6 separate regions of the Homo sapiens genome follow, and all the other regions are linked to region 1. A link is a loop called in an ENCODE intact Hi-C map of the cell type or tissue named here. Cell type or tissue: endothelial cell of umbilical vein. All regions are shown on one strand. Each heading gives the region's core, and the rest is flanking DNA. Links, peaks and the distances in the headings are about the cores only. Region 1 has its middle 71 kb from the start of LINC02160. Region 2 has its middle 48 kb from the start of LINC02160. Region 3 has its middle 45 kb from the start of ZFR. Region 4 has its middle 61 kb from the start of TARS1-DT. Region 5 overlaps TARS1-DT (TARS1 divergent transcript). Region 6 has its middle 4.8 kb from the start of LINC02120.

Region 1 (5,425 bases), core at 187-5,186:
GCGCACCCTGCTGGCGCACCCTGCTGGCGCACCCTGCTGGCGCACCCTGCTGGCGCACCCTGCTGGCGCACCCTGCTGGCGCACCCTGCTGGCGCAAGTTGCGCCTTGGGACTGGGCCTGAAAAGGGAGGAGTTATTCATCTTAAGCTTTCAGGCCCGGGGAGAATCTTACAGTAAGCCCTCTGGGAGTTTGAGTCTTAAGCATGAACTGCCTGATTCTCCTTGCTTGGCACTCTGCAAATAAACACTTTCCTTTCTCCTGCTGCAAACCTCAGTGTGGATATCTGGTCTTCCTGCGCTGGGTGAACAGCGGTTTGATACCAAAAGCTCCAGAGAAACTGCAACTAAATTCTTAGATGCATCTAGTACTATCTGTTAACTAAATGAATAATATAGTTTGCTCACAAAAGTATTCCTATTTAAAAAATATATATATATGTGTGTTTTGTGACTAATAAAATACCAAGTCAGGTACAGTGTTACTGAATTCATAGTTGCTTTTTGTCACTATGTGTTTTCATTGTCAACATACACTATAAATATAACTATTATCATGCAACATTCCTTCAGTTTATTTTCTCCATCTTATAATTTTCAGACAGACTAGGAAACACTACCCCCAAAATATCAAATTACTATCAGCATAATTTCCTAATAAACCTGTTCACCATGCTCATCTCAGAGTTCTGGGTAAAGTGATTTCTAGTTGCAACACAGTACATATGGACTTAAAAAGTTTGTAAATAAAACCATAAAAGAAAAAATATAAACTAATGATTATTTTTTAGTGAAAGGAATAGACTTGATGAATGTAAAGGAAAAAATATGACTATGCTACCCAGTAAAATGCCAATAGTCTTTCAAGCAGGTTTCTAAAATCCTAGCAACTCCCTGGAATTCACAATTCAGTAACCCAATATTTGAAGAAAGAAAAAACAAGAAAATGAACAACATGCTAGCATATCACTCCTTCCATAATTGTTGCTCATGCACACCAGAGCATGGATGAAGCTGAATGCACAACTTTTATGTTTAAATTGATAAAGGTAAAACTAAAGAGGGAAAGGGCTAATTAAGCATGTTCTTCAGCATCTTGCAAACTGAAAAAAAAAAATTACAAATAAGAAGTAAATTTTGAAAAATGAAAACTAACTTCTTTGGCAGAGAAATAATTAAATATTGAGCTGTTCCTAAAGGATTATTTTAGAAAACTCCAAATTTTTACTCTTAATTTTTACTCTCAATTCTCACATAATTTTTCGGTACAATATTGTAAGACACGCAAAATATTACTTAAACGTGTTTATAAGAAATAGAAAACTTTCATCGCAGAGGGTTTGATCACATGATTCCCCAGTTGCCCAAATCATCCTTTCTTTGAAGCGCATTGGTGATAAGGGAGATAAAAATAGTTTAAAATTCCACCCTGCTTATGGGATTTTTTTTAATATTAAGCGATCCCTCAAATTCCCATTTAGCTGTAACCCCCAAGGCAGTCTATTTAAGTTAAAAACACACACATACACAAAAAACAGGCAGAAGCAGTCAAGTGGAAAAACAAGAAATAAGAGTATTGAGACTAGTATATACTATTTTTTTAGCAAATCACTTCAACTCTCTGGGTCTCATGTACCTAGTTGTAAAATGCAGAAGTAGGATTGCTAAAAATCTATGATTCTACAGTCAACAAAGCATAGGAGGTCTCTTTCCTTGTAGCTAGAGATGTGGTAAGGACAGAGTCTCCCTAACCGCAACACTGCCCAGCTCACATAATTTCACTCCCTCAGGCTAAGCCTGTCAGCATGTCTTCTGGGGAACAAAGAGAGAACTCTGATGAAATTAGGGCAACTAATACCCAAGGGACAATTACAATACAGTGATTATCTTCTACAATTACTGGCTTTTAGTTTTCTCAAAGACTTCAGGTTTATCTATGCTGAATCTCCTTTGGAGAGATCCATGATGTCTCGAAGCAACATAGCTAAATTCCTTTTCATCTAAAAGTCATAGCTTTTGACAGATGCTATCATGGAAGGAAAGAAAGCACATTCTGTACCAGCTGCAATTACAGTTGAAGCATTAAAAAAGAAATGTTAGAGGTGGTGGTGCCATCTAGCTGCTGTAACGGTGAGACGTAACCTATTTTTATAAACTCCTGTAGGAAAGCACATATTCTGATCGTTTTCTATAGGCAATGAAAGGCATAATCTTTCTTTCTGTGTAATATCTCCTTGTAGAAAAGTAAACAGAGGCTCAGAGAGGTCAGTCAGCTAGTCAGCTAGTCAGTAGTAGAACCAGGATCAGAGCCTGGTTCTTTTGATTCCTCTTTCCACTTCCTCACCACTAATGAAAGACAGGTCCCTAATCTTCAAAGCAAGTTCTGCTTTCACATCGCCTCTCCACACAGCAAATAAATCACTACATTACAGAAGTATTCTCCCCTTCTTCCACGTGAAGGAAAATGATTTACTAGTCACCCTCTGAAAACCTATTTCTAAGAAGATCCCCTAAAAAGGAGTCAAAGGTATCTGAAAACTTCCAAAATTAGTAACTAGACAGTTTTGTTTTCCACTTGGAAATCCCTATAACCAGGTTCCAAAACCACCACAAAGCTTGGCCCTGTCATACCAGTATTGAAGATTTCCTCCCTGCTAACACGTAGGAGGACTGACTACACTAAAGCAGAAACATAATCTTTCTCTTTTTCTTCTAGTCACACTTGTATTGCTGTTCCCCAACAAAGGCATTGTCAGAAATGGAAGAAAACGGATTCAATGTCACTAGCCCCTGAGGCCCTCTCCCCAACCTTGCGCCCACAAAGAAACCACTCTCCTTGAACAGAGCAGCACTTCTAAGAAAGTTCCCCAATAAATATATACCTGCATTCATACACGCATATCACCACCACTTTGCTTGAAACCCAGGATATTTTTTTAGTTACAAAAGTAATTTTTTTGTGACTTTTTTGTAATAGTTTAATGAATATAGAAGAGTTTAAAGAAAAAAACAGTTTCTAGCTTCCCTACTCAATCCCATTTTCTTGACAAAATCACCATTAATAATTTGGTGTATAGATTCTTTATATTTTTTATGTTTTATGTTTGTGTAAATATATGTAAAGTATACATATTTATACTGTTTTCTTTCTTCTTCTTCTTTTTTTTTTTTTTTTTTTTTGAGATGGAATCTTGGGTCTGTTTCCCAGGCTGGAATACAGTGGCATGGTCTCAGCTCACTGCAACCTCTGCCTCCTGGGTTCAAGTCATTCTCCTGCCTCCGCCTCCAGAGTAGCTGGAACTATAGGTCCACGCCACCATCCCCAGCTAATTTTTATATTTTTGTAGAGATGAGGTTTCACCATGTTGGCCAGGCTGGTCTCAAACTCCTGACATCAAGTGATCCACCCACCTTGGCCTCCCAAAGCCCTGGGATTACAGGCATGAGCCACTGCGCCCAGCCTATAGAGGTTGTTTGTTTGTTTGTTTGTTTTCCGTGAAATTAGACTAAGCATTTTACTCCAAAATTTGCTTTTTATTCCGTTTATCTTTCTGGATATCCTTCCATGTTGATATGTATAGCCTTAACTCATATGGTTTAATAGCCAAATATGGCCAGGCACGGTGGCTTGCCCTTGTAATCCCAACACTTTGGGAGGCCAACGCGGGAAGATTGCTTGAGCCTAGGAGTTTGCAACCTGCCTGGGCAACATGGGGAGAACCCGTCTCTATAAAAAAAAGAAAATTTAATTATCTGAGCATAGTGGCATGTGCCTGTGGTCCCAGCTGCTGGGGAGGCTGAGGTGGGCTTGAGCCCAGGAGGTTGAAGCTACAGTGAGCCTTATTCATGCCACTGCACTTCAGTCTGGGCAACAGAGTGAGATCCTGTCTCAAAAATAAACAAAAAAATAGCCAAATATAGTCCACAATGGAGCTATGCAATACTTTTTAACCATAATGTACAGAATGGACATTCAAGTTGTTTCTAGTTTATTTTTTCTTTCTTTTTTTTAAATCATGAAGGACATTGTTATAAACATTCCCATATACGTCCATTCTTGTTTTCTGGAGTTCTTATTTCTATAAGATAGAGTCATAAAAAGTGGCATTCCAGTTATTAATTGTTAGATAACAAACCACACCAAAAAAAGCTTATGAATTTAAAATTGGGGCAATGCTTAGCACAACAACTCATGCAGCTTTGGCTGGGGTAGCTCAAATGCGGATAGAGGATTCATTTCCAAGAGCAACCACAAGTTGTTGCTGGCTATTGGTGGGAGCTGTTAACAAAGGACTTCAATTCCTTTCCACCTAGGCCTCTCCATGGACTGCTTAGGCTTCCTCACAGCATGGCAGCTGGTTCTAGAAGCAAATGTTCAAGAGAGAGAAAATGGAAACTGCTAATCTCCTAAGGCCTGGTCCTGGAAACTGGCAGTGTCCTTTCAACCATATTTTATTGGTCAGTCAGTCATAGAGCCCACCTAGATTCAAGAGGATTGGACATAAACCTATCCATAGGAGGAGTAGCAAATTCATATGCAGCCAACTTTAATCTATAAGTAAGATTGCTGAGTAAAATTATCGTGCACATTTTTAGTATGAATAAATATCGCCAGATCCTTTTCCAAAAAGGGTTAATTTATACATTCAGCAAATATTTGAGGGATATTAATTGTTTGGCAATGTTCCAGATATAGAATAGAGCAATGATCAAAACAAACAAAAACTTTTGCTCTGATATAGCTTAAATTTAGAGTTTGTAGATAGATAATCAATCAATCAATCATATGTCAGGTGGTGATAAATGCCATGAGAGAAACAGAGCAGAGAGGGGATGAGGGAGTATCTGGGAGGAGAGGGTGAAATTTTAAATAGAATAGGTAGGGAAGGTTTCACTTTCAATGTAACAAAAAAAAAGTAAGTGCAAGCCCTGAAGGGGTGCATGCTTGAGATGTTGAAAGCAAGGTGACAGGAGGAGAGTGAGCATGGGAGAGCAAGATTGAGAGGTAAAAACGTGTGGGCCAGATTGTGTTGGGGTAATTCATCCTCCCATAACCCTGTCTACTAGTGATATATCCTACACGCATATATTTATTGGACATCTGTATATTCTCTTCTGTGAATTACCCTCAGGATAAAGTAAAATAATAAGACATATGCCCTCAAGGTGAACCCTTTATTGGAAACTAATGAAATGGTTTGTATGAGGATGCCGAAAGAAAAAGATTCAATGCAGGCTACAAAGAAGAGAGCCTGAAGGATGCTGTCCAAAGGCTTAGGTTTGACATGTTAATTGTAGTGCTGTAGAGGGTGGGAGGACAGCCCTGGTCGCAGTATGTAAGGGCATGAGACATTCTGGGGTAAGGCATATCAGAAGGCAAAAGGGACCAAAAAAACAGAACAGTGACAGCCAGACCAGAAAAGAAACTT
Region 2 (5,425 bases), core at 277-5,276, 120 kb before region 1:
CATTGAAAGGTAAATGTCTAAATACTTTTACTAGATACTGCCAAATTCCCTCTCCAAAGGCTGTACCAATTGGCATGTTTGAGGTTGTCAGTATGAGAGTGCCAGATTACATATAACCTCGCCAACAAATGTGTTGCCATACTTTTTAGTTTTTTCCAATCTGAGAGATGAAAAATATATTTCTGTAGTTTCAATTTGCACTTCTATATTATCAGTGAGGCTGAATAACTTTTCAAATACTTAAGGGTCAATTTTATATCTCTTTTTGTAAATTGTTCATATCTTTTCTACCAAGCTTTTGGTGTTTCTTCTCAATTTTAATAGTTCTTTATACATTAGGGATACTAGCCCTTTATTTGGCTGTATATTGCAAATAATTTTTTTCAGTTGTCTGTTACCTTCTTATTTATCAGTTTTTAATGATCCTTTAATTCTCACATATAAAATATACTACCAAGAGCTTATTTCTCTTTCCTATTTACCTTTACCTCTCTTTTATCCTCTCTCTTTTGTTTGCATCATTACATTGTCAGAACATGTAATATTTCTACATTATACTTATATCTTTGTACCCATATTTCTTTTAATCTCATATCTATGATAAAATCTAGTAGATGTTTACCATATACCCCATTTCTGAAGTTTTCCCAGTTGTCCCTTTATTTAGAAAAAAAAACCATCCCTAGTAGACTTTACCTATTGTTCTAAGATCTGAATAAAGAATCCCCAATGCAAAATTTCTTCCTAGTTCCACACTCCCCACTCTGCACAGTTGCTCTATTGCTGTCTTACTTTGTATGTTGTTTTGGAGAAGTCTGACTCCAGTCTATGTTTTCCTCCTTGTAAATCATTTAATATTTTTGGTAGGAGGGCTTAAGAAAATTATTTTTTAGATTTCAAAATCTAATAGTTTTACTAGGATGTGCCTCAAAGTTCACCATTCCAGGTTGATTTTTCCAGCTACCCACTGAGCTCTTACTATATGCACATACAGGTCTTCATTTATTTCTGGAAAGTGTTCTCGAATTAAAGTTTTAAATATTAGCCCTGTTCTATTGTTTTCTTTTTCTGCTTCAGGGACTATAGTTTTTTTTATTATTATTATTTCGATAGTTTTTGGGGGACTGGTGGTTTTTGGTTACATGGATAAGTTCTTTAGTGATGATTTCTGACATGCTAGTGTACCCACAAAGACTATAATTAATATGTCTTCTTCTTTGCCTGTCTTCCATTTCAGCCACTTCTTTTCTGTTCCATTTTACTTTTCTGTGTGTCACTTTTCAATATCTTTTATGTTTTCCTACTTCAATATACCATAAAATTTTCATTTCAGTCTGTCCTCCCTTAGGCACTCTTTAATTTAGTCTTCATATTTATGATAATTTTCTCCTTTTCCTAATTTCTTTCCTGAGTTTAGTCAATCTCTTTTGATTTCTATAGCTTTTTGTCCACTTTGCCTTTAATGTTTTCATATCAACAAATGCTTAAGAATTCTAAATCAAGTTTGGAGCTTTTTATTACATTTTTCTTCTGCTTCGTGATGCTTTCTGAAGACAAATTTTTATCGGATGAAAATTTTGATTTTGATTTTGTTATAGTAGATAGCAGATTTGTATAGATTTATTCACTTTTGTCTAATCCATTTCGTAGATGTGTGGTGGCTTACAAAATTTTTAGTTCAATGGTGCCCTCTTCTGTCAGTGTAGCAGAGTCTAGTTTCTTTAATGGATATTTTGGGGATGGGGGAAGGGCCCAGGAAGGTGGGATTTTTTTTTTTTATGTGGAAATACCATATCACTAAGTAAAGTATTTCTATGTTTATCATTTTTACATAGGTTTTCATTCTATGACTGCATCTTAATGAATTTATTCCGTCCCTAATGATGAAAATCTAAATCGAACACATTGTCAAATTAATCTCCATAGAAACTGTACTAATATATACTCCTACTAGCAATGTGTAAAAAGGTCTACTTCCTCACAGCCTCTGATATGCTATATTGGCTAACATATCTAACATTTTACTCCACAATTTTACAGGCCTGTGAAAAATGGCATTACAGAGTAGTTTTATTTTATATTCATATTATGAGTGAGTTGAGCATTTTTCGTATGTTTAGGGACCATTTTCCTAAATGGTTCTATATTTTCACATCCTCTACCCTAATCTGGTACATTTCTAAATAACTCTTTGAACCTTGAATAGTTTCTGTAATGAACACAGTGCTGGCCCTTGTCTACAAAAGCTGCATTTTAAGAAGTAGAACAATTAGACAAGACTGAACACCTGACCTAGAGGAAGAAAAATCATAGGCTGAACTGATCCAAGCAGATTTCCCTTACCCTTAAATTTGAACTAATCCAAAACTGAGTCACTTAAGCTCATAAGTTCATAAGCTCTTAAGATAAAATATCCTGTAGATTTGGGATTTCAGTTTCCATTGGAGCTAGGACCACCGTAAGCCAAAGTAATCAGCTGGCTGAAGCTACGAGTAAAATGGGAAACAGAATGCTGATTGGCAAGCAGGAAAAAATGGGAAGGACACTCAGTGAAAAATAGAAATCAGAGATGGTATGACTCTGGAAGACGTGAGGAAGAGGCTTAGCTTGCTTCAGTGTGATGGGAATTTCTTTTTATTGTCTTTGATATTGCCTGTTGTAGCCTTTTTTAAAAAAAATTACTTTTTTCTTTGAATTAGTTTGTGTGAATTATTTTTTCCTTGATTAGAATGCCTTTCTTATGGAAAACACTAGTTTTGCTCTCTGTTGCTTCAGGGGTACAAATAAAGCCAATAGATGAAATATACAACGAATCAAAGTCTAACTTGATTATTCAACTTATGGAATGAATTCTCTCAGGAAGGTGAGTGCTTCCTCTTATTGGAACCATTCCAACACAGACTAGGCAATTACTAGGCAGCAATGTCAGAGAAAGGATACCAGTATCAAACGAGAGATTGAATTAGATGCTGTTTAAGCTTTATTTCACAACTGAAATTTTAAGAGTCTATGTATGGTCCTTTTATCTATTCAATGTTTGCTTATTGAATGAATTAAAGACTCTAAATCAAAAATACTTTTATTAAAATAAAATATATTTTGCTACTGGAAGGAATAATTCTTCCAAAACATCTAGAAAACAATTTTCTAGCTAGTGAAAAGGAAATCAGCCTGTAATATCTGGAACTAGTCTGACATGTGTGGCTGGGCTTCACTGTTGTTAAGAAGCTGGCCTTGTACTCACAGTTAGGCCATGTTATTTCCCTGTAGGACATAAACAATTTCACATGACACCAATATCAGAAAAGGTCACTCTGAGACCATGATAAAGTGAGACAAAACAACGTCAGTTTATAATTTTATCTTAGCATAGACAAAATCAAGGTCATTATGTCCCCCACGAAATACCCAACCTCCCTATCTCCTGGCTAATATGAGTGACTGCTGTTCCTTTACAAAAAAATAGCTTTATCCTCTTTCTTGTCTGCCCTCTCTGTTCACTGAGATACCCAGTCACGGAATTGTCCCCACTTTTTGAGAGTACCCAATCTAGAGCAAATCTCTGCTTTCTTGGACCCTCCCAAAAGTCACCCCACCAATGCTCAAATGCTATTATAGGTTCTTTCCAGCACCCTTGTATTGGTCTGCTCAGGCTGCCATATAAAATGCCATAGAATGGGTGACTTAAACAGTAGAATTTATTTTCTTACAGTTCTGGAGCCTGGAAGTCTGAGGTCAGGGTGCTACCGTGGTCTGTTTGTGGTGAGGGGTGACTTCCTGACTTGTAGATGGCTGCTGCCTTCTCGTTGTGTCCACATATGGCAGGGGTGGGAGGAAAAGGAAACTCCCACCATATCTCTTCTTATAACGGCACTAATCCCATCATGATGGCCACATCTTCATGACTTCATCCAAGTCTAATTACCTCCCAAAGGCCCCGTCTCTAAATACAATTACATCAAGATCAGGGCTTCAACATATGAATTTTGGGGGGACACAAATATTCACTCATAACAACACTATTACTGAGATGTCCCACGATTCCATGGGATTTATTCTCTTTCATTTTATCAAATAATAAATCATCAACTTGTTCAACTAAAAGTGTGTTTCTGGTGTTCCTTAACCAAAGAGCATTTTCATTAGAAAATGCTGCCTTTTGCAAAAGTTACTGCCATGTTGTTTCATTAAGTTTAGAACACTGGGCAGGTGGAAAGTGTTTAACAGATAGTAGGTATTCCTTGAAAGAAAATTAAACGAGGGTGTTGAGAAAATTGCTTAAACTGTACTGCTAAGAACAAAGCCCTGATATTTGCTTTTTATCTGCTTTTCTCCATTCATATCACACTACAAACAAGATGGGTTTTTGGAGGATGAAGTTGTCATTTAATGAATAAAACTGACTATTTAATGTGACTGCAAATTGTATCAACAGATTCAAGCTGGTAGCGGCTTAGTTCATACTGACATCATTCAATCTGCTAATATTTGTCCAGAATACTTAGGTTAATACACTCTCTGTGGTTCTGCATTTAGGGACTATTATATCATTTAAATATATTAATAGTTCTCCAAATGTCCTCAGGCAATGATAGTGGAATGCAAAATTCTCAATCTGATGCAAGCATAATTTACGGATTTTCCTTAATACTCATCTTTTTTACCATGGGTTTATATCAAAATACTAACAGAATAATCTCAGGCAGGCGGAGTAAATATAGTCAGGCCACAAACATTCCTTTCAGCCAAAGGTGCCAAAATTTCCAAAGTATGCCCTCTCCCCTTGGGCAGATAGCATCCTCAGTCTTCAGACACAACTGTCTAAAAACTGACCCCCTATAAGATTCATTCAAAATTGCATAATAACTTTTAGGCCCAGAGCTTCTAACAACAAGTGAAATCCAAGACGCAAAGAATTTAAATTACTTTGTACTGGTTAACTGAAAAAAAGCTGGCTTACTTACACGTGAAACAGATACCACACCTACGGTTCAGTTTTAATGGAACTAGAGCTCCTGGTGCTTTATACATCTTTCTCTTTTAATCAGTAATGTTGTAAATTACATAAACATCTTTCACAGCTTAAGGCTTAAAGCCTTTTATCTAAATGTAAACACTGGGCTAGGTGGGTAGAACCCCCCACCTAGCAGAATACCACAAATACAGAAAGTGCTTCTAGATAATACAGGGGAGGGGTACCTTATCAGGGCTACTCACACTTAAATATGCATAGGAATCACATGATCTTGTGAAAATGCACATTCAGTGGGTCTGTGGTGGTATTTGATAGTCTGTATTTCCAACAAGCTCCCAGGAGCTGCCCATGTTCATGCTGCTGGCCCATAATTAATTATTATTCTTTCTTTGATAGGAAAGCTACAAGTCTGCTATTTTGTAGAAATAAAAATATCCCTTTGAGATTTCC
Region 3 (5,425 bases), core at 120-5,119, 810 kb before region 1:
TTTTCCTGCCTAATTGGTCCGGTAGAACTTCCAGTACTCTACTGAACAGAAGTGGTGAAAACATGCATCCTTGTCTTGTTCCTGATCTTAGAAGAAAAGTTTTCAGTCTTTCACTATTTAATATGATGCCAGGTGTGAGTTTTTCATATATGGGCTATATTGTGTTAGGTATTGCATTTTTGAAAGGAGTAGCTTTTTGCGGTCATTTTATTTAATTGTATAACCTTTAGTGAGTTACATTGGACAATATGACCGGGCATGTTTTTGATGGGAAACAGAATATGGAGCACATTTTTGGCTTAGGTAATATCATGGTCTGGAAGTTAATGGGCTGCTCTAACCCATATTAGAGTCTGCTGAGGCCAAAATATAAACTGTCCGCGAGACAGATCTACAAAAGAGCAGTGGCTGGTATTGAGGGAATAGATTCATGAATGTAGAAGCCAGGAACGTTCTGGTACATGCCTGATCTCTTCTCCCAGGAGGAAGGGGGAGTTAGCTGTGCTCTGGCAGATTTTTGAGCTGAAAGGGTTGCACGACTGAAAATCTGGAAAATGTTTAGGGGAATCTCCATTTCCCTGGCCTCAGTTATATTCTAGAGTAACACTCCTGTTCTCTCTCCCACTCCTTATCCACTCACTCATCTCTATGAGAAGAGGACTAATTTGCTTGATTGGTGACTTAAGTACAAGGGCCTGGGCACCTTTGCTCAGTTCTTTCCCTGCCGTCTTCCACGATGTTTGCTTGGAGATCATTCTGGCCTTTGCCCTGCTCTGTGGCAAGCTCTGAAGCCTGTTTCACACACATGTTGGATGTCCAGGGATGCCTGTGGCCCAACAGGTAAGTCTGTATTTGTTCAGGGGTAAAATATTGGCAAGTCCTTCTAGATGCACCCTTAAACTATGTTTTCCCATCAGCTTGTTAACAACACTGTCAGCTTTTGATTTATATCTGTCTGCCTCCATTTTCTTATTCCTCCATTGATTCCAGACTTAGGAAAGGCAGAAAAAAGTATTATTTTGGCTTTCTAAGCACTATGGAGTAGTATGCAGCAGTTAAAGAGAAATAAGTAGGCCAGGCGCTGTGGCTCATTCCTATAATCCCAGCATTTTGGTAGGCCGAGGTGGGTGGATCACTTGAGGTTAGGAGTTCAAGACCAGCCTGGCCAACATGGTGAAACCTCATCTCTACTAAAAACACAAAAAATTTAGCAGAGCATGGTGGCATGTGCCTGTGATCCCAGCTACTCGGGAGGCTAAGGCAGGAGAATTGCTTGAACCCGGGAGGCAGATGTTTCATTGAGCCAAGATCATGCCATTGCACTCCAGCCTTGGCAGCAGAGTGAGACTCCATCTGAAAAAGAAAAAAAAGAACTAAATGGCTTCAGAGAAATGTACATGGAAAGGTTTATTGATAAAACATATCTTATTGTTAATTTAAAAAGTCAAGCTGTAAGCTGGGCATGGTGACTCCTGCCTGTAATTGCAGCAGTTTAGGAGGCTGAGGCAGGAGGATTGCTTGAGCCCAGAAGGTCAAGGCTGCAGTGAGCCATGATCATGCCTCAGCACTTTAGCCTGAATGACAGAGCATGATCCTGTTTAAAATATATATATATATTTATATATATTTATATATAAAGAAAAAAATCAAGCTGTAAAAGAAAAAGAAGACAGATATAATATCATCCTATTTATGCTAATAAAAAGCTCCACAAACAATAAAACTCAATATTTCTCTAGTACATTTATGTATGTGAAAACATATAGAAAGTTCAGGAATAACAATGGCTTCTGTATGTTGGATTTGAATTTTTAAAACAGTAGAATATGTCTCTGTAATTTACAGTTAAAAATGAAAAAATCATGTGTGTGAGTAGAGTGTCTGACTAATGGATAGCCCCTTTTGAAGGTTCTGAGGTCTTTTTCTATTATTTTCAGGTTATGAGTTGTGAGATTTTCCCTGATTGGGATTGTAGGAGAGGAGGGATGGATATGCCAGCCACGTGGAACCCAGGGCTGCAGGGTGAATGAAAGCTCCTGCCCTGGGAGCAGATTCTGGGATCCATAATGAGGGCTGAGTGTTGGGCTAGAAAAGCAGACCCCGCATAGGATTGGGGAAGCTGGGCAGGCAGGATTGGGATTGAAGTTTGGGTGCCAGGCTGAATTTGGGAGTTGATTTTTTTTTTTTTTTTTTTTTTTGTATTTTAGTAGAGACGGGGTTTCACCATTTTGCCGAGGCTGGTCCTGAACTCCTGAGCTCAGGCAATCCGCCTGCCTCGGCTTCCCAAAGTGCTATGATTACAGGCGTGAGCCACCGGGCCTGGCCGGGGCTTGATTTTTATTCACTGCTTTCTGTGACATGCACCGGTGGGTTGACTGGGTTTAATGTATAGAATTGGGCCAGAAAGAACTGTGCTTTTAAGCACAGCTGCTCAATGTCTGCATTTGTGAAGTATCAAAGTACCCAACTAATGTTTGACATGCATAGACTAAATCTGGGGATGCCACCAGAGCGAGGACACTATTACCTGTCACACAGTCCTGCTGCAGCTTCTTTACCTCACACGGTCCTGCTGCAGCTTCGAGGAGGACTCTGCACCTGCAGATCCTTAAAAAAGCTCTGTCTGGGTGTCCAATGGAAGAGCGGTGAAATGCAAGAATATAACAACTCTCAATTTTCTATCGTCCTTTACCTCCACCACGAGAGGGCGCATGGATTTCGGTCAGAGAAGTGACTTGGGCCTGGGCAGGAGGCCAGGCTGGGATAATTACTTCCAGGTGTGGGGGGCTCTGTGCCTCTTCCCAGAGGCCATAGAAATGAACCCTTCAATTGGCCAAATAGATTATGTCATTTTGACTATTGATTCTCCCCTACGGCTGCTGGTTCTAACCCAAGTTTATAACAGTCACTGCGTTAACAATTGCGTTTAACTCTTGATTGTCCTAGCTTTCATTTGATAATTCTTTGAGCTGGCTGCTGCTTCTTTCTTATGTGTTTACTTTCAGGCCACATCATCAGCCTTCTGCAAATATGGCAAAAACTGAGTGGGAGAGGAGGGTATCATTTGTCCTCAGTTTTGTCACTAAAGACTACATCACAAAAAAGGCCCATCCCTTTGTAAACAGAAAGAAAAGAGAAAAATGGCACAGAAATTCCTAGAAGCAGCATTCCATCTTTTGTTTGTTGGTTTCATTTGTTTCGTTTTGAGGTTGTGAGCAGATGGCCCAGCTGCATCAATAACAGAGTCAGAGCTTACTAGAAAAGAGCGGAGATTTAAGAGAGTGGGTGATGCTAATAGCTCACCCCATCTCCCTTTGCACTATTTCTCCAAGTAAAGACTGCCTCCTGCCTGCATCTGAGCTGCTTGTAAAAATGCAGCTTTCTGGCCTGCATCCCAACCTAAGGAATCAGAATCTGGAATCCTGAATCTGCATTTTTAATAAGTTCCCTAGTTGATTTCTTTATTCTTTTTTTTTTTCTTTTTTGAGGCAGGGTCTCACTCTGTTGCCCAGGCTGGAGTACAGTGGCATGATCCCAGCTCAGCTAAACTCTGCCTCCTGGGCTCAAGTGATCCTCCCACCTCAGCCTCCCAGTAGCTGGAATTACAGGTGTGCGCCACCATGCCCGGCTAATTTTTGTATTTTTAGTAGAGACGGGGTTTCACCTTGTTGCCCAGGCTGGTCTCAAACTCCTGGCCTCCAGTGAACCACCTGCCTTGGCCTCCCAAAGTGCTGGGATTACAGACATGAGCCACCACACGTGGTCCCCTAGTTGATTTCTTATGGCTATACATTACATTTGAGATTAGAGGTAAGCCTCCTGGGGCGAGGCAAGAGGGGAGATGTGACACCCAGGGATAATATTTCTGCACCAGGATTCAGGCAGGACCTTACCCCGAGACAAAGGTCACATAGCCCAGGAAGCTGCCCTGTGGAAAACAAAGCAGCCAGTAGCTGGGCCTGAGGATGGACAGGAGAGGCTGTGAAGCTACAGAAGCCGGATTCAGCCCCACTGGGAGCTACAGAAGCTGGACTCAGCCCCACTGGGAGCTACAGAAGCTGGACTCAGCCCCACTGGGAGCTACAGAAGCTGGACTCAGCCCCACTGGGAGCTACAGAAGCTGGACTCAGCACTGCTGGGAGCCATCTAGATGGAGAAATGGAAACTCTGGAAGAGAATCTGAGGATTCCCTGCTCTTTGCCACTTAGAAACACCCAGAAACCCCAAGTGCAATGCCCAACAGTGTTGATTCTATCTGCAGAGCACCTCTGAAAAATTACTTTCCATAGTGCGGGAAAACTCCTTAGTCGCACTTCCTAGAGTTTCACCAAATACAGCTTGATTCGTGTGGGATTTTTGTTTTGTTTTTAGATCTTCTTTTTAAGTGCAAATCCCCTTGGGAAAATGGAGCTCTTGTTCAGACCTTGGAGAAGATTTGCTTATTACCTCTCATTACATAGTTATGATCTTTTACCCTAAGAAGCAAATGAAACATTTTTGTTGAATTCAGAAAAAGAGGTAATTTTAGAGCCCAGGGAAGCTTAAGGGGTAGAAGAATGGGGATAGAATATTAATTCCACGCCAGATGTGGTGGCTCATGCCTGTAATCCCAGCACTTTGGGAGGCCGAGACAGGAGGAACACTTCAGCCTGTTAACAGTGGCGTAATGGTGGGGGTCTGCAGCAACCTCAATTCTTGCCTCCCCAGAAGACAAAATTTGACCAAGGGGCATAAGGCAGAAGGAGAGACTGAGGCAAGTGTTAGAGCAGGAGTGAAAGTTTATTAAAAAGCTTTAGAGCAGGAATGAAAGGAAGGAAAGTACACTTGGAAGAGGGTCAAGCAGGGGACTTCAGGGATCAAATACGTGGTTTGACCTTTTGACTTGGGGTTTTATATGTTGGCATACTTCTGGGGTCTTGCGTTACTTCTCCCCTGATTCTTCCTTTGGGGTGGGCTGTCCGCATGTGCAGCGGCCTGCCAGCACTTGGTAGGGGCTGCATGCACAGTGTGTTTACTGGAATTGTACACGTGCTCACTTTGTGTCTCTATCTGTATCTCTCTTCATGTCTCTCTCTGTCTCTGCATCCATCTATCTATCTATCTATCTATCTATCTATCTATCTATCTATCTATCTATCTATCTATCTATCTACACATATGTATCTCCAGCCTGGGGAATATAGTAAAATCCTATCTCAAAAAAAAACAATGAACATGATGAGAGAGAGACAGAGTTGCAGAGACAGAGAGAGACATGAAGAGAGATACAGAGAGAAACAGAGACGCAAAGGGAGAGGGACAGAGACAGAGGCAGAGACCTTATTGGCTCACGCCAATGTCAGGGCTGGCGAGTCTGAAATCTGCAGGGCAGGATGACAGGCTGGAAACCCAGGGAAGAGTTGATGTAGCCATAGTCCAAAGACAG
Region 4 (5,425 bases), core at 258-5,257, 79 kb after region 1:
ATCTAACATATCCAAACTGATACATTAGCTATACCATTTTTAGTAAGTTATTTAGCCTCTCTGAGCATAAGTTCCTGATATTTAAAATAGGAATAAACACTTTTTCAGGGTTGTGGGGATTACCAATGGTTTATGTAAAGAAGTAGCACATATTTGGTCCTCAAGCAATGTTAACTATTACTGCTATCAAAACAAGGAGAAAAGCAGGTGGAAGCAAGATATCCTTAAAATATACACAGTTTGGAGACTTCACTCAGCCAGTCACCTAGATAGAGAGCTTTGGCAGCCAGGTAAGCCAGCTAGCAGAAGGCTCCTAAATGCCTCCAGTCAATCATTCATCCCTTCACTTTACCAACATATAGCGAGTATGTGAACAGTGTCAGTATACTTGCACTGTTCACATACTCACTATATGTTGGTAAAGTGAACTGAACATATAATGCAAAACAAAGTCCTGACTCTCCTGAACTTCACCTGTACCATCTAACACATTTGCATACCTATATTTTTCATTTTTCTTAATTGTACCTTCACAGAGAACTAAAGGGTCGGAATTTGATCCTTTGCATTTTAAGGTGTTTTTATTTCTTGGAAAAATGTTTGCCTATATTAACATGTAATTTCCACTGTACACCTAAAAATAAGAAAAATTATTACTATATAAATTCACAGGTGGGAAAACCAGGGTGGAGAAGCTTTTGTTTTTGTTGTTCTTATTAGCATCAAGTGGCACTGCTAGGTCTAGGATCTGTACTCTCAGATTCTTGATTAAGGATTTTTTTTCCGAATCCCAGGTTGACAATAAAGATACGAATCACCACTTTAGGAGGCTGTGGCAGGCGAATCACTTGAGGCCACGAGTTTGAGACCAGCCTGGCCAACATGGTGAAACCCCGTCTCCACTAAAAATACAAAAATTAGCCAGGCGTGCTGGTGCATGCCTGTAATCCCAGTTACTGGGGTGACTGAGGCACTAGAATAGCTTGAATTTGGGAGGCAGAGTTTGCAGTGAGCCAAGATCACGCCACTGCACTCCAGTCTGGGCAACAGAGTGAGACTCCGTCTCAAAAAAAGAAAGATCTCAATCACCATTTTGCCTAAGAGCTGTCTGGATAACTCCTATGTGAAAATGCTCTAGGTGAAAGATATAGGAATGTAGTCACTCTTTGATTATAATACAACATGAACAGTATACTAGACAGAAGTGCCCCTGTATCAAATTCTGCCTACTAGTGGATCAAATTTCAGGAAGTTCCTACTTCAGAACTCTATGTGTTGAAAGACACCTAAGTACACATCTAATGGAGACACTTTCACCAGACTGGCATAGAATATAATAAGAAAAGACCAAAACGAATAGTCCCTGGCTTCCTGGTGACTTTTATTGGAATAAATTTCCTAGAAGGCTGGGCCACATCTAAGTTCTCACCAATAGCTCGATATTTCACTCTAAACCCATACCTTGAAATCCAACAAATCAGGAACCAGTTCAAATGTCATCTCCTTCCGAAAACCTCCTTGATTGCCCTATTAAAAGTGATCACCAATCATCTTTTGTGTCTCAGTCTGGCACATGCTATATCCTGAAGTCATATTCAGATGGCAGAGAAGCAGATGGACCGTGCTGAGACTCCACATAAGGACATCATAAAAAAATAAAATAAGAAATATAGATTGAGGTAAATTGTGAAGGTCCCTAAATGCCAGATTTAAAAAATCAGATTTTCCTCTACAGGCAAGAGTACCTGCTGGGAAAACTGGAGTATTTACAAAATAGAAATATAGTGATGTGATCATTTGTGCTTCTGAAGGAAAGGAAGAAGCTGGAGTAGAAATCAGGGTTTAAATAATGTGAATGATTGAGAATCTAAACAGTTATTTTTGTCTTGGAGATGTTTTTAGATTTACATTTCACTAGCCAGATTTGCTTCTAATCCAATAAACAAGCTGGTAGTATACAATTGCAACTGAACACCTGAATGGTCAAGGCGGAAAATCGTCTCTGCAGCACCATCATCTGTGAAATCCTGGAGGAATTCTCCTAAATCGCTACTTTCATGGACGATAGCTCCTACTTTCCAACAACCCAGGAGACTCTGAAATACAAAGTACTCTTTCTAAAAAGTTCAGTAGTTGATTTAACCAAATACTGATTGCCTTTGGAAAGTAAATTTTTGCTTACACAGGTATCATTACAGTCACCAAGAGAGTCTGGGTGTCTTCAGTAAGCAAACCCATTATTCATTTACAACCAACACTGCATTCCTCTTCCTAAGTGGCATGGGAAATCCTGAGGTGCTCTCACTTCTATGTGTAAGACACACAGACTGCTTTGCATGAGTCGAACCATGAGTGGTCAGGATGGACTTATAGCATCCCCCAGGTGAAATCTTCATGGTTCCTCTCCATCCGCACTGACTCCAACTCACCAACTGTGCTTGGAACAGCTTCGCGTTCCAACTCCCTGGAAATCTGTTGTCCCAAGCCAACTTGCGGTCACGAATCCAATCATATCCTTGTGCAGCTGAACATCTTTGACGAATCTTCGCCATTTTGTTTCACCCTTGCTTGCCCCAAGAGCCACTTCCCTTCCAGCTGGGTCAGCCAAAGACCTCTCTGTCCCTCAGTCTTCTAGCGCCCCTCTATGGTACTTCTGTTGTACTGCAAATAACGTATGCTAATCCTCCTTTCATTGTTCCTCATTTCTTCCCAACTACTCTTTGCTACCCGCAGTAAGTAAAGCACCAACTTTACCTAAATTGCACTTTTCATTTTCTCTGTAACAATGATCTTCCCACTTTTGGTTTGCTTACTTACCAAAACATGGAAAGCTAAGTACCCATTCACATATTTTGTAAATGTTCTCTCAAATTTTTCATCATAAATTTAAATAATTGCAAAAGGTGATGTTTCCGGTGTATTGTAAATAACAACATTTAAAAACAAAACTGCTGCATGTTTTTATAAATTCGTCCAATGAAAGTTAAATACCCTAGCAACTTGGTTTGCAACTATTTAAAAACACATAAATGAACATTTAACATACATGCTACATCGTTGCTTTTTTTAGGCATCAAAAAGAATGCCCCTCACATAATTTACCATAATAAAATATATCTTTATGCTATTTTAATCACCCTGTAATACTCTCCGCAACTGACATATGTATGTTATTTGAAATATGAATTTACTTTTAATTGCTTGTATCCATAATCCTCTCATCCATATAATTTCTTCTAGATTGAAGTAGCCATTGAAATTATTGGTAGTATACAATTGTTCCAAACAACATATATATTACAAAGTTCAATAAATAACTAAATTGAACATAAAAAGTAAAATTTTATTGGACATATGTCTTTTAATAAAATGAGAATTTTTTCAATTAGTTCACTAAATAATAATAATTATTTTAATGAGACACAGCTCAGTATCAATTTTACTCATGTTTTTTATTTTTTATAAATGTAAGTACTGAAAAAACCTAGTCCTATAAATATGTATAGAAGGAATTTTATTATAGCAATATAATTTAATGATTTGAACTCTTTTTAAGTTACATAGCAAAAATTCCACAAGGAACCATCTTCAAGAGTCATTTTTAGTAATTTGCCAACTGGCTACTTTTATTGGAAACAAGGAATTGGAAGCCACTTGAGTTGCAAAAGGTCTATAATCTGACAAAATCGTCCACTTTCTGAAATCTGGAAAATACAACAAAAAGGCTTTATCCAAAGTTGTCAAGTGATTGATATGTCTTGTTCACTTTCAGGAAACTTGTTTAACCCAATATATACAGAAAGGTTTGAAAAACTCGAAATAATATTGACTTGAAATGTGGAAGGGATAGCAGGCACCATGTCCAGCCATGAAGGTGGCAAGAAGCCCCTGAAACAGCCCAGAAAGCAGACCAAGGAGATAGAAAAGGAAAATAAAGGTTTTTCAAGCAGAAGCCAAAAGTGGAGCAAAAGAAACTCAAGAAGCTAAAAGCAAAGGCTACGAGGAAGGGCCCCAGGCCACAGGTGGAATTAAGAAATCTGGGAAACCATGAACTGTTCCTTATGCCTGAGGCAATGGTGCCCCTTGATTCCATTCATATTTAAAGATCTGCCATAACATGTCTTGCCACCTGGCTAGAATGAAATGTTGTCTTGGAGCCTGCTGTACATTTAAGAATAAACTATTGTAAAAAAATTACACTGTCATACATTTTTCAATAAAATTATTTTATCTTCATTTGTGTTTTAAATGCACTTGCAGGTTTTACTCATTCAACAAGTGGAGAATCCTTGTCAAATTAAGTCAGACAGCCAAGTCAAGTATTGTTGAAGAAAAAGTCTGAAATTAAATAAGTATTGAATTAAATTTAAGATTATTACATGTGAATTCTAAATACAAAATAGGAAAGAGAAGAAAGGAAGGACATATAGGGATTTTTTTCTTTTAAGAGAGAGAGTCTCTGTTGCCCAGGGTGGAGTGCAGTGGGTGCTATCCACTAGTGGTTCTAGTAATCTTCTTGTTTCAGCCTCCCAAGTAGCTGAGACTACAGGTGTGCACCACCACACCCAGCTGACTTTTCTTTTGTACAGATGTGGTCTGACCTTGAAATTTTAGCCTCAAGCAATCCTCCCACCTTGGTATCCCAAAATCCTAGGATTACAAGCATGAGCCACCACACCTGGCCTCAGAAATAGAACTTTGTTATGAGTGTGTTACCTGGATGCAATAAAGTGCTATAGTCGTGTGTATGTGTGTGTGTGTGTGTGTGTGTCCAGGTCTTATTCTGTTGCCCAGGCTGAGGGCAGTGACACAATCACATGTAACTGCAGCCTTGACCTCCTAGGCTCAAGCGATCCTCTTACCTCAGCCTCTCAAGTAGCTAGGACTACAGGCATGCACCACTACACCTGGCTAATTTTTGATTTATAGAGACAAGGTCATGCTATGTTGCCTAGGCCAGTCTAAAACTCCTGGACACAAGCAGTCCTCCCACTTTGGCTTTCCAAAGTGCTGGGATTACAGGTGTTAGCCATTGCACCTAGTCCAGTGCTATAATCATTAATATTCATTCAGCAAGTATGTGTTGAATGAATGTACCAGAGCCTAGTTCCTAGGGATATAGCAGTAATCAAAAATAGATGAAAGTCTTTGATATAATAGCATTACCATGAAAAGAGATGGAGATTACAGGTGAAGTAGGTATTAGGGAAAAGATAGTTCTCTTTTAAATATTTTGTTTGAGATGATTATTAGACATTCAAGTGGAGCAATCAAATATGCAATTTGAGTCTGGAGTTCAAAGAAAAATTCAAGGTAGCATCATAGATTTGGGAATTTTCTTCATACAGATGAAACTGGATGACATTATGGAATGAGTGTAGATAGAAAGGACTAGAGACCCAATGTTAAGATAAATAGGAGAAGA
Region 5 (5,425 bases), core at 294-5,293, 120 kb after region 1:
TTTAAAAATTAAACTTATCCAGAAAGACAGTTCAACTCAGAAAGCATTTCACTTCTACAGCACCTTGGCTCACTTACTGATAATCTCTGAAGAGACATTTTTACAAAGTGAATTTGATGTGTAGCTATGTTCTATTCACTTTTATCACCAGAACTCCCTTTCTATCAAAATAACAAGAATTTGAACTCAAACTTTAGAAAGGAAAAAAAAAACAACTCAAGAGAGAAAAGGCGAGTGAAGCAGGATTTCTGTGGCTTTATTTCTTAAATTGAAAAAAGACAGCATCAGAACAAATGGTGCCTCCAGGGCTCTTGGCTGCCCTTTCTGTCCTTCCATTGTGTAACCTTTAGGAAACGACTTAGTTAAAAATAAGAAACTTTTAAAAAATAGAATTTTCTCACCCAGATATTTAATTGGTTTATTTGCAGAGATAAAATGTCCTTCTCTGATCTAAAGATGAACTTCCAAATTACATGAAAATTCATACAGAATGAGAAAATTTACTAAATTCAAAAAATGATGTTTTCGGGATTGGAGTTGTTGAAAAATAGCATCAAGATTTGAGCAATGGGAGGAGGTTTTCACTGTTAATTATTTTATCGCTAACATTTTGTCCAATTTAAGATAAATTTATTTTCTTTCCTAGATGGCTCTGGGATTAAAGCAAGTCTCAAACTCGAGGTAGAGTTTTGTAGCCAAGTTACAAGAGCTTGACAAAGTTTATCATGGGAACGCTGACGCCACCTTACAACAATGTGACTAGCACCACTATAATGTTATCAAAATATGTGGGAAATAATTTGTTTCAGTAATAGAGAAGAGAATATAAAATTGCCACACTGAAATAAAGTACATTTTCTAATTGTTTGCTGATTCTAACACAACAATTTTGCAAAACATGAAGTAATTTGAGGGAATGTAGAAATCCAGTTAGCACATACATGAGAGATATGGGCACGTGATATCCAACTTGTCTTGCTCCCTCTCTGAAACCAACTGGAATATTCCTGCAACATGCAACTTTTGTTTTTTAAGTATAAGTTCATCAAGAGGATTTAAAAAGAGGTAGAAAAATACTGAAGCCTGACCACAGAAAACAGGAAAAACAGCCGAAGGCCTCAATTTTCCAACCCAGGAATAGATAAAAAATACAACTGAAAATAGCTCAAGAAAGATATTACACAGGTCCTGGCTTTCCTTCATTTTGGAAGTGAGCAGGGAAAGCAGAACAAAGATGGGGAGAACGAATGCAAGAGCTGGTCTCTTACGGTCGCAAAGCTCCATCCTATTTGGATAGCCATGGTTTTACCTGCATTCATGACACATCACATCTCAGTATTGATTCAGAGAGTGGTCCCATTTTCTCATCTCTGGAAGAATCTCTGTGATCACTTCTTAACTTTTGGAAAGTAGATTAGTCCAGCTACTTCATCATCCACAGAGAAGTTAACCTCTGGGCTTCCCATATGTTCTAGCTCTTTAATGTTGAGCTCTTCCAGTTTCCGTAGCTCATCTCCACAGGGAGAGCTCTTCTTGGGAGAATGTGTCCATTCACGTTTTCTAACTATCATCATCTTGATAGCTTACAACTATATAGAACTTTCCATTTTCCACAACTCCTTCAAATATCCAACAGCACCTCTGTGCAGTAGTATTATTCTTCTCAGTTTACTGAGGCAACAGAGCCAGTATTAACAGGCTCACTATTTATATACATAATCCAACCTTACACTCACTCTGGAAAAAGGATTTATTGTAACTTCACAGTTATAAGAATTACATAAATGACTTCCCTATATAAGCAATATTTAACTGCTTTTGGACACCAAGACTTCATTTTGAACATTTTGTAGAAAATCCTTCTCAAAAGGCTTGTATGTCACAAAGCACTGTCAATATAATTTAACCTGTTCTCGAAGACACAAGGTTGTAATCAGAAACATCTGTTATTTTGTAATGATGTAAGATAGATTTGTTTCTTTGAGTCTAGCAATCCTCCCCTCTCCTCTTATCAGGCTATCTGCTGCAATTCTGCCTCTTACAGCCCTGTTTCTCTCTCAAATCCTCTCGCACAACTAAGTATTGGGAATCATAAATAAGAGAACCACAATTATTAAGAACTGCATGTTAGACAAAGTTCAAAGGATTACATAAAAATTAATGTTAATTAGTTTGGTTCAGAAACCTAAAAGTTATTTCACTTCTCAAAGAAAGCTGTTTTAAAAAACTTATTTTCTATCCAGAGCCATTTTAAGAAAAGAAAACCTGAAATTCCCAAAGTCCGAAATTCAGATAAGCTAGGTGTGTGTGAACTTTAATTTCCACTTTTATTCACATCTACCCAATTTCTTACATCATCCTGTAAATTATCTTCAAATAGGGTTTTAAGGCAGTCTAGTAATCTATGAGTAATAACTACTTTTTATCTATTGTTATTGATATTATATTGAATCATAGAATTTTTTAACAATTGGTTCCCCAAATTACTTTGAGTGATAGTTCAAGAAGAAAAAGAAAAAATTATCATTACCAAAGTTGACAGCTGATGTAAAAACATCATTTCAAACATCATTCATTTTAAAGAGAGATGGCTCCACTGGAATAGAAATCAGGAGGTCTGGTATTAATGCTAGCTAGCAGTGTGAATTTAGCTAAGTAATTTGATCTATCCAGTCCAAATAGTCTTTTTTTTTAATTAACAGATATGATTGAACAAATACAGTTTTTAAGGTCCTGCTCAACTCCCAGATCTTGATATTTACAAAAAAAAAAATTAGAATAGCAAAAATCTGTGACAAGCGTGACATCTAGTGGCTTTTCAGTTTATATACATCCTGACCTATCAAGAATTCCAACGAAGTCACCATTGATTACTATAGTCTCATGCATGCAAATATTTAGAATTTTTAACTTAGAGGAATCTAGGGGATCATATACTTCAACCTTCTCATTTTCCACTAGTGAAAACGGAGAACCAAAGTGGTAATTTTTGTCCATGCTTAAGGTCACAGAGGTAGAGGTTGCCCAAAGCCTACTGACTCCCAATCCAGCATGTTTGTCATTACATTTGTACCCTCAAAAGCCAAAGAAGGAAAGAAATAATACTTTAAAAAATTGTATTCCTTTGTACAAAATTATTTTCTAATATCAAACCTGTTAGTGATAATTACACTGTTTTGTAATGTTTGTTTACTTATTTAAGTTTTTCTATAAGTTTCATGAGGTTAGAAACCCCAGGCCTCACTCATCTTTGTAGCTCCAGCACCCAGGCCTATACTGACCCTATCACTGATGCCCTAATCTATCTATCTAGCTAGCTAGCTAGCTATCATCTATCTAATCTATCTCTATCATCTATCTAATCTATTATCTATCACCTATCTATCATCTCTATAAAGCAAGAATAGTACATTGTCAATATATCCTTTTTAAAATGTAGTGGGGAGTGTGTAATTTTATAAAATGAGCACATATTGTATATGATTTGTGTGACCAAAAGGAAAACACATTTATTGGGCTGGGTTTTCCCACCTTTCCTTTGAAAAACCAAGTATTTACCTTCTGCATTATTTTGGTGGGGCTGACCCAGTCTCCTGCAGTCCCAGTGAGTTCATGACCAAAGCTTGGCAAGTCTCCATTTGTCTTCCAGTGGGCACAGTGACTGGCTCAGGGACTTTTCCGGTAAAGCCACTGGGAAAGATGGCTCCTCTTCCTCTGGGATCTTGAGCTACAAAGATGTAAAGATAAAATAGAAAAATTAGTGGCCCTTTTCTCCTGGCACATGGAAATAGCTTTCGTAAAACTGAAGTTAGCACGTGAAGGGAAGCAGAGATAGAGACTGGATTCATCATTAAAGCCTCTGAATCTGGCCATGCCATTTTTTGTTTGTTTAAACTTGCTTGAGCGGGTTTCTGTCTCTTGAAATCAAGTGCTGATAATATTAAAATATATCACTCAAAGGCTGAGTGCAGTGGCTCATGCCTGTAATCCCAGCACTTTGGGAGGCCAAGATAGGTGGATACTTGACGTCAGGAGTTCGAGACCAGCCTGACCAATATGGTGAAACTCCATCTCTACTTAGAAAAAAAAAAAAAAAAATTAGCCAGGCATGGTGTCACGTGCCTGTAATCCCAGCTACTTGGAAGGCTGAGGAAGGAGAAGTGCTTACCTGGGAGGTGGAGGTTGCAGTGAGCTGAGATCATACCACTGCACTCCAGCCTGGGTTACAGAGCAAGACTCTTGTCTCCAAAAAAATAATAATAATTAAAATATATGACTCAAAAAAGCAATTTTTTGAGGACAAGCCTTTCAGTTCCCAACTGTTTCCATGCAAAACAAGGCAGTTTTATCAACTCAGCTTGAAAATAGGAAATCATATCCTAGATATGAGATACCAATTATCTCTTCCTCCTTCTCTTAATGCTTATATTGCAGCATCTGATTCAGCTATTGAAAATGTATTGCGAATCTTTTTTCAATCCTTTTTTTATCTTTAATTTTAGGTTTAGGGGTACATGTGCAGGTTTATTATATAGGCAAACTGTGTGTTTTGGAGGTTTAGCACACAGGTAATGTTGTCACCTGAGTAATAAGCATAGTACCTGATGGGTACTTTTCTGACCCTCTCCCTCCTCTTACCCTCTACCCTCAAGTAGGCCCCAGGGTCTGTTGTTCCTCTCCTAGTGGATCCATGTGTTCTCATTGTTTAGGCCCCATTTATAAGTGAGAACGTGAATATTCATTTTTCTGTTTCCTGCATTAGTTTGCTTAGGATAATGGCCTCCAGCTCCATCCATGTTGTCACAAAAGATGTGATCTTATTCTTTTTTGTGACTGCATAGTACTCCAGGGTGTATAGGCACCACATTTTCTTTATCTAGTCTACTGTTGATGGGCATTTAGGTTAATTCTGTCTTTGCTGTTGTGGATAGTGCTGCAATGAACATACCATGCATGTGTCTTTATAGTAGAATGATTTATATTCCTTTGGGTATATACCCAATAATGGAATTCCTGGGTCAAATAGTATTTCTGTTTAAAGAGCTTTGAGAAATCACCACACTGCTTTCCACAATGGCTGAACTAATTTACATTCCCACCAGCAGTGTATAAGCATTCCGTTTTATCCACAACCTTGCCAGCATCTGTTTTTTTTAAAATTTTTTTAATATTAGCCATTCTTACTGGTATGAGATGGTGTCTCATTTTGGTTTTGATTTACATTCCTCTAATTATTAGTGATGTTGAGCGTTTTTCATATGCTTATTGATTGCATGTATCTCTTCTTTGGAAAAGTGTTCATGTCCTTACCCCACTTTTTAATGGGGTTGTTGGTTTTTTGCTTGCAAATTTGTTTAAGTTCTTTATTGATTCTGGACATGAAACCTTTGTCAGATGCATAGTTTGCAAATATTTTCTCCAATTC
Region 6 (5,425 bases), core at 202-5,201, 360 kb before region 1:
TCTCAGCCTCCCCAGTACCTGGGATTACAGGCACATGTCACCATGCCTGGCTAATTTTTGTATTTTTAGTACAGATGGCGTTTCATCATATTGGTCAGGCTGGTCTCGAACTCCTGACCTCAGGTGATCCACCCACCTCGGCCTCTCAAAGTGCTGGGATTACAGGCATGAGCCACCACATCTGGACAATTTATAATTTTTCAAATTTTTTTTGTAGAGATGGGGGGTCTCGCTATGTTGCCCAGACTTGGTCTCAAACTCCTGGGCTCAACTAATCCTTCTGCCTTAGCCTCCCAAAGTGTTGGGATTGCAGGCATGAGCCACAGTGCCTGGCCATACTTTTTATAGTCACAGAAATGCAGAAATTATAAAACCTCAGAAAAAGAAAGGTGGCTGAAGATGATCTTGCTCAAACTCTTTATTTTATAGGTGAAGAAATGGAAGCCAAAAAAAGCTGAAGGAGACTGTTAAAAAAAAAAAAAGCACTGAGATTCCAGAGTTCCTCTCACCACATCATAGTCAAGATGTTGTTTTGAGTGTCATTTTGGCAAAAACCATACATACACCAGCAAATTTTGTAGGTGCCCCGTAGAGAATGCGCTTACTTATTTTCTTGGTTACATGGGATTGTAAAGCTTGAAATTCTTTCAGAGATCATCGAAGTCCAAACTGTTTATATAGAAATGAGAACAGGAAGGTCCTAAGAGGTGAAATGTCCAGTCACATAGCTAATGAGTGGTAGGCTTGAAACTGGAATCCAACTTTCTTAACTCCCAGGCCAAATATTCTCCATTCCACCACTGCTATCTAAGTAAGACAGGGAGGTCAGTGAGGCTGTTCCAAAGCACAAAATACTGTTATGTAAGGAATTGAAAAGGTGTTACTTCAACATTATGAACTTAGCACAGAAGCCTGCAGCAACTAGGGATTAGCAGGACTAATTCTACTTATTATTTATCAGCCCAGCATTGGAGCTCCTCTGGCAATGTGCAGCTCTGCATTAGCTTTCTGCTTTATAGCATAGTTACCTTGGGGAAAGCTGGACTTCAAGGTCAAATAACTTTCCTCAAGGTTATATATTCAGTCATCAGCTCAAACAAGTCGAAACTCAAGGTGCTCTTGGTTAAGTCCAACCCAGGACAAAATAGTAGAGCAGAAAATGTTCCATTTTCAGTATATCCTATTTTTTCCTCTATGTCTTCTCTTTCTGTTATTTTAACATGTGAGTGCTGGGACACATGGAACATGGATATACATAAGAAAAGAGAACCAGGAACTGGGAGTCTAAGGTGTCAGTAGCAGTTAGGTCAATAGTGAGAAGCCAAGACATACACGTGAGTTTGTAGCTAGTTTAAAAGATGGAGTCAGAGGCTAGCTAGGTATTCATGCAAATACATGAGCAAGGAATAGAAGAAAAGGTCCAGGTAGATATTCAGAAAGCAAAAACCAATAAGGATTAAAGAGGCAAAATCAAGGCCAGGTGCAGTGGCTCACACCTGTAATCCCAGCATTGTGGGAGGCTGAGGCAGATGGATCAGTTGAGGTCAGGAGTTCGAGACCAGCCTGGCCAACATGGTAAAACCCTGCCTCTACTAAAAATACAAAAATTAGCTGTAGTCCCAGCTACTCGGGAGGCTGAGGCATGAGAATTGCTTTAACCCGGGAGGCAGAAGTTGCAGTGAGCCAAGATTGCACCACTACACTCCAGCCTGGGCAACAGAGTAAGATTCTTTCTTAAAAAAAAAAAAAAAAAAGAAGAGACAAAACAAGATAAACTCAGATAAGTAAACAGCGAAGTATCACATTGTATATCATAAACATATACAATTTTTATTTGCCAATTATATCTTAATAAAGCTGGGGGGATACAAGAAAATATATGTCCACACAAAAACTTGTGTACAAATTTTCATAGCAGCATTATTCATGATGGCCAAAAAATGGAAACAACCCAGATTTCCAGCAACTGATGAAAGGAAGAATAGGGTATATCCATACAGTAAAGTATTTGGCAATAAAAAGGGAAGAAATGCTGGTACCTGCAGTAACATGGACAGATCTTGAAAATATTATGCTGAGCGCAAGAACACAGTCACAAAAGGTTACATAATATACTATTCCATTTGTATGAAATGTGAAGAATAGGCACATTTATAGACACAGAAAGTAGATTAGTGGTTTCTAGGTACTGGGGTAGGAGTGGGGGAGTGACTGCTAATGGCTATGCAGTTTCTTCTTGGGATGACGAAAATCTTCTGAATTAGATAATGGTGATAGTTGCACAACTCTGCTAATATCTAAAAACTGATGAATTGTGTACTTTAAAAGGGTGAATTTCATGGTATATGCAGTATATCTCAATAAGGCTATAAGAAGAAGAAGAAGGAGGAGGACGAGGGGGAGAAGAAGAAGAAGGAGAAGGAGAAGGGAGGAGGAGGAAGAGGAAGAGGAGGAGGAAAAGGAAGAGGCAGAAGAAAAGAAGACGAAGAGGAAGAAGAAGGAAGAAGAAGAAAGAAGAAGGAGAAGAAGGAGAAGGAGAAAAAGAAAGAAGAAGAAGAAGAAGAAAAGAAGAAGAAGAAGGAGAAGGAGAAGGAGAAGAAGAAGAAGAAAAAGAGATTCTCAGAAGTGACAATAACCCATTGCTTGAAACCAGGTGATTGCATGCTTTCTGTTAAGGCATAGAAGGGCCTCCTGGTGGTTAATTTGGGATTTGCAGGTAGAAGTTGGTAATACCTTTGCCTGAGATAGGGCATGTGTAGCCTGGAGAAGGCACGTCCATACACAAGGCACCCTGTCACATTCAGTCATTCACTCAGTACATATTTTCTGAGTGTCTACTGCGAGTGTCAGATACAGTGCTAAGTTCTTGACTTTTAGTGACAAATTATAAATAAAGCTCTTGACCTCCTGAGGCTTCCATTGCTAGAGAAGGCAACAAATGATAAAGGAATAAATGTAGATATTCACAAGTGCTTTGAAGTGACAGAAAAGAGATTAGCAATGGTGATGATGGTACTACTCTAGACGGGGTGGTCAGGCTTCTCTGAGGTGTCACTTGTGCGGACATCTGAGTGAAGTGAATAAAAGGTCCCTCAAGTGGTTTCTCCCAAGGCACTAATACTGCCCATCTTGTCCACCTACTTTGCACATCAGAACACTTCTAGCCCATTGTTAGTTATTTTACCTGCTGGAAAGCCCTGCTTTCTAATCTTTAGGATGATGAACAACTAAACTAACTGGCTCTTCTATTTGAAGAGACCCATGGTACCCTTCAAACCACTCACTTTGGTAGTGGTATATGCTTCTTGGTACTTTCCTTCTCTATAGATCATTGGATCATATTGATCACTTAGAGGGAGCAAGTGATGTTTAAGTCAAAGCTAAGACCGGAAGACCGAAGAGCTAAAGAATAGGGAGGTAACTACAGCAAAGTCTGCTGGGATTCAGTAAATCTGAGGCAGGCTGTTTCCCAATCTTTATATTGCTCCCTCTGCTCTCACTGCCAAGGAAAGAGGAAAAGAACTGTATTAGTTGGGATCTAACCAGAAAACCAGAAACACCAAAACTACCTTCAGCATCTAAAACAGGGATTCTGATGAAGGGAACTAGTTACACAAGTGATGGAGAAGTAGAGAGCCAAACCAGGCTGCATAAGCTTCAGTGAGTGAACCCCGAGGCCAGGCATTATCATCCGTCAGCTGGAAGGAAGTGGCACTCACCATGCCTAAGGGACTGAGACCACTTGACCAAAGCTGGAATTGTCGTGGGTCTGTCTGCTAGAAGGGACGTAAAGAAAATGTAGCTGCTACCAGAGCAACCACTAAAGGCTGGGGGCAGGAAAAGGGGAATAAAATACCTTGGGTTGTCCCTATAACCCCTGCCTTCTAATTCCCACAAATATTTCCCATGGGTGAAACCCAGCCAGAAGCCAGGCAATATGGGAGTATGGGGAAAGTAGCCTGCAGGAGGCTATGCCCTTTGTGATAGAAAGAAAAAACAGGGTAGGGGTGAGGAATAGATTTGAGGGCACATATGCCCAGGCCTATCGGACGAGCTGTGTGTGTGTACTGAAATGTTCCTAAGTACTTCTCATGAGGCAAGTTCTAGGTTAGGACCTTTCACAAACATACTCTCATTTAGTCATCATAGAAGTCTTCTTTTGAAAGTAGGAATGATTATCACCCTCTTAAAGATGAAAAATCCCAGGTTCACAGGGTTTGTGGAATTTGTTCATGGTATGATACTAAGTTAAGTACAGTGAAGTCAGGATTCAAATCCATCCCTGCCTGATTAGTAACCCTCTTCTCTTTCTATTGTTTTATATATATAGATATATATGAAGAAAAATATATATTTATATTTAATCTTTTTGGACAGTTTAAAAACATTTTTAAAAATTTTTTTAATTTTTGAGATGAAGTCTCACTCTGTTGCTCAGGCTGAGTGAGTATAGTGGTGCCATCACTGCTCACTGCAGCCTTAACCTCCTGGGCTCAAGTGATCCTCCCACCTCAGCCTTCTGGGTAGCTGGGACCACAGGCATGTGTCTCTATGCTCTGCTGTGTTTTTTTGTTTTTTTTTTTTTTTAATTTTTGTAGAGACAGGGTTTCAGCATAGTGCCCAGGCTGGTCTCGAACTCCTGGGCTCAAGTGCTCATTGCAGCCTCAATTTCCTGGGCTCAAGTGAGCCTCCCACCTCAGCCTCCTGGGTAGCTGGGACCACAGGTGTGCGCCTCCATGCCCTGCTGTGTTTTGTTTTTGTTTTTGTATTTTTGTAGAGACGGGGTTTCAACATAGTGCCCAGGCTGGTCTTGAACTCCTGGGCTCAAGTGATCCACCTGCTTCGGCCTCCCAAAGTGCTGGGATTGCAGACGTGAACCACTGCATCTGGCCTTCATTGTATTCTTGACCCCTCAGGATATTCTTGACCCCTCAGAAGGGGGCACATCTCCTTCCTAACCACAGATTTTTCCTTTTCACCTCTCCTGTGGTGCCCAGGCAACTTTTGAATAACAGGTAGAGTCTCTGTACTCTATCCTAAGACTAGAGTACAGGAAGATATGATCTTTGATTCAAGAGAAACCTCATTTCAGATATAATTGTTGATGTTACAAAACTATATTGAAACCATCTCTCTTGAGGAGATTTACATATTAACTGCTTTTGTTTTATCTACTGCAAAGCTAAGCAGAGATGCCTATGCCTACATTTTCAGAGACCAAGACTGAGTTTTATGCGTGGGGGGTGTTTGCTCCCGGGCAATGAGGTAAGAGACTAAAAGAGCGAGGGTGGGGCTTTCTTTCCCCAGATCTCAGGTGAAACTTCTAGGTTGACAGCAAAATCCTCCTTTCATTTATAAATGGACTATGTTTGCTCTGGAAGCATCTGAGAGGATAAATATGGGATCCCACAGAAGCCACAATGTT

The links. Hi-C counts contacts between places; a loop is a spot of excess contacts. Peaks named below come from ENCODE experiments on the same cell type or tissue, not always from the same donor. Only the 100,000 strongest peaks of a DNase experiment are listed, where the experiment ranks them.
Region 2: a loop joins it to region 1, with 2.8 times the contacts of the local background. A loop is called at or near these places in 7 of 110 quality-filtered maps.
Region 3: it touches region 1 in a loop (3-fold over the local background); 2 of 110 quality-filtered maps call a loop at or near these places.
Region 4: it touches region 1 in a loop (7-fold over the local background); 6 of 110 quality-filtered maps call a loop at or near these places.
Region 5: it touches region 1 in a loop (7-fold over the local background); 10 of 110 quality-filtered maps call a loop at or near these places.
Region 6: it touches region 1 in a loop (6-fold over the local background); 4 of 110 quality-filtered maps call a loop at or near these places.

What each region holds. Positions count from the first base shown.
Region 1 is chr5:33,298,017-33,303,441 of GRCh38, forward strand. No RefSeq gene overlaps it. Among named protein-coding and RNA genes, the nearest start is that of LINC02160, 71 kb to the left of the region's middle. RefSeq lists an enhancer at 1,653-2,178. In endothelial cell of umbilical vein, for the core only: a CTCF peak has its summit at 2,117; a DNase peak (open chromatin) is centred at 2,095.
Region 2 is chr5:33,179,407-33,184,831 of GRCh38, forward strand. No RefSeq gene overlaps it. Among named protein-coding and RNA genes, the nearest start is that of LINC02160, 48 kb to the right of the region's middle. In endothelial cell of umbilical vein, for the core only: no CTCF peak of the experiment used is centred there; no DNase peak of the experiment used is centred there.
Region 3 is chr5:32,487,187-32,492,611 of GRCh38, forward strand. No RefSeq gene overlaps it. Among named protein-coding and RNA genes, the nearest start is that of ZFR, 45 kb to the left of the region's middle. In endothelial cell of umbilical vein, for the core only: a CTCF peak has its summit at 2,700 (motif pointing right); a DNase peak (open chromatin) is centred at 2,755.
Region 4 is chr5:33,377,387-33,382,811 of GRCh38, forward strand. It overlaps the pseudogene LOC112267948. Among named protein-coding and RNA genes, the nearest start is that of TARS1-DT, 61 kb to the right of the region's middle. In endothelial cell of umbilical vein, for the core only: a CTCF peak has its summit at 2,646; a DNase peak (open chromatin) is centred at 2,625; H3K27me3 peaks cover 176 bases.
Region 5 is chr5:33,420,420-33,425,844 of GRCh38, forward strand. TARS1-DT (TARS1 divergent transcript) reads right to left here. Exons shown (of 3, transcript XR_001742630.2): 2 at 3,559-3,727. Among named protein-coding and RNA genes, the nearest start is that of TARS1-DT, 18 kb to the right of the region's middle. In endothelial cell of umbilical vein, for the core only: CTCF peaks have their summits at 2,807 (motif pointing left) and 3,012; a DNase peak (open chromatin) is centred at 2,792.
Region 6 is chr5:32,939,918-32,945,342 of GRCh38, forward strand. No RefSeq gene overlaps it. Among named protein-coding and RNA genes, the nearest start is that of LINC02120, 4.8 kb to the right of the region's middle. In endothelial cell of umbilical vein, for the core only: a CTCF peak has its summit at 2,711 (motif pointing left); no DNase peak of the experiment used is centred there.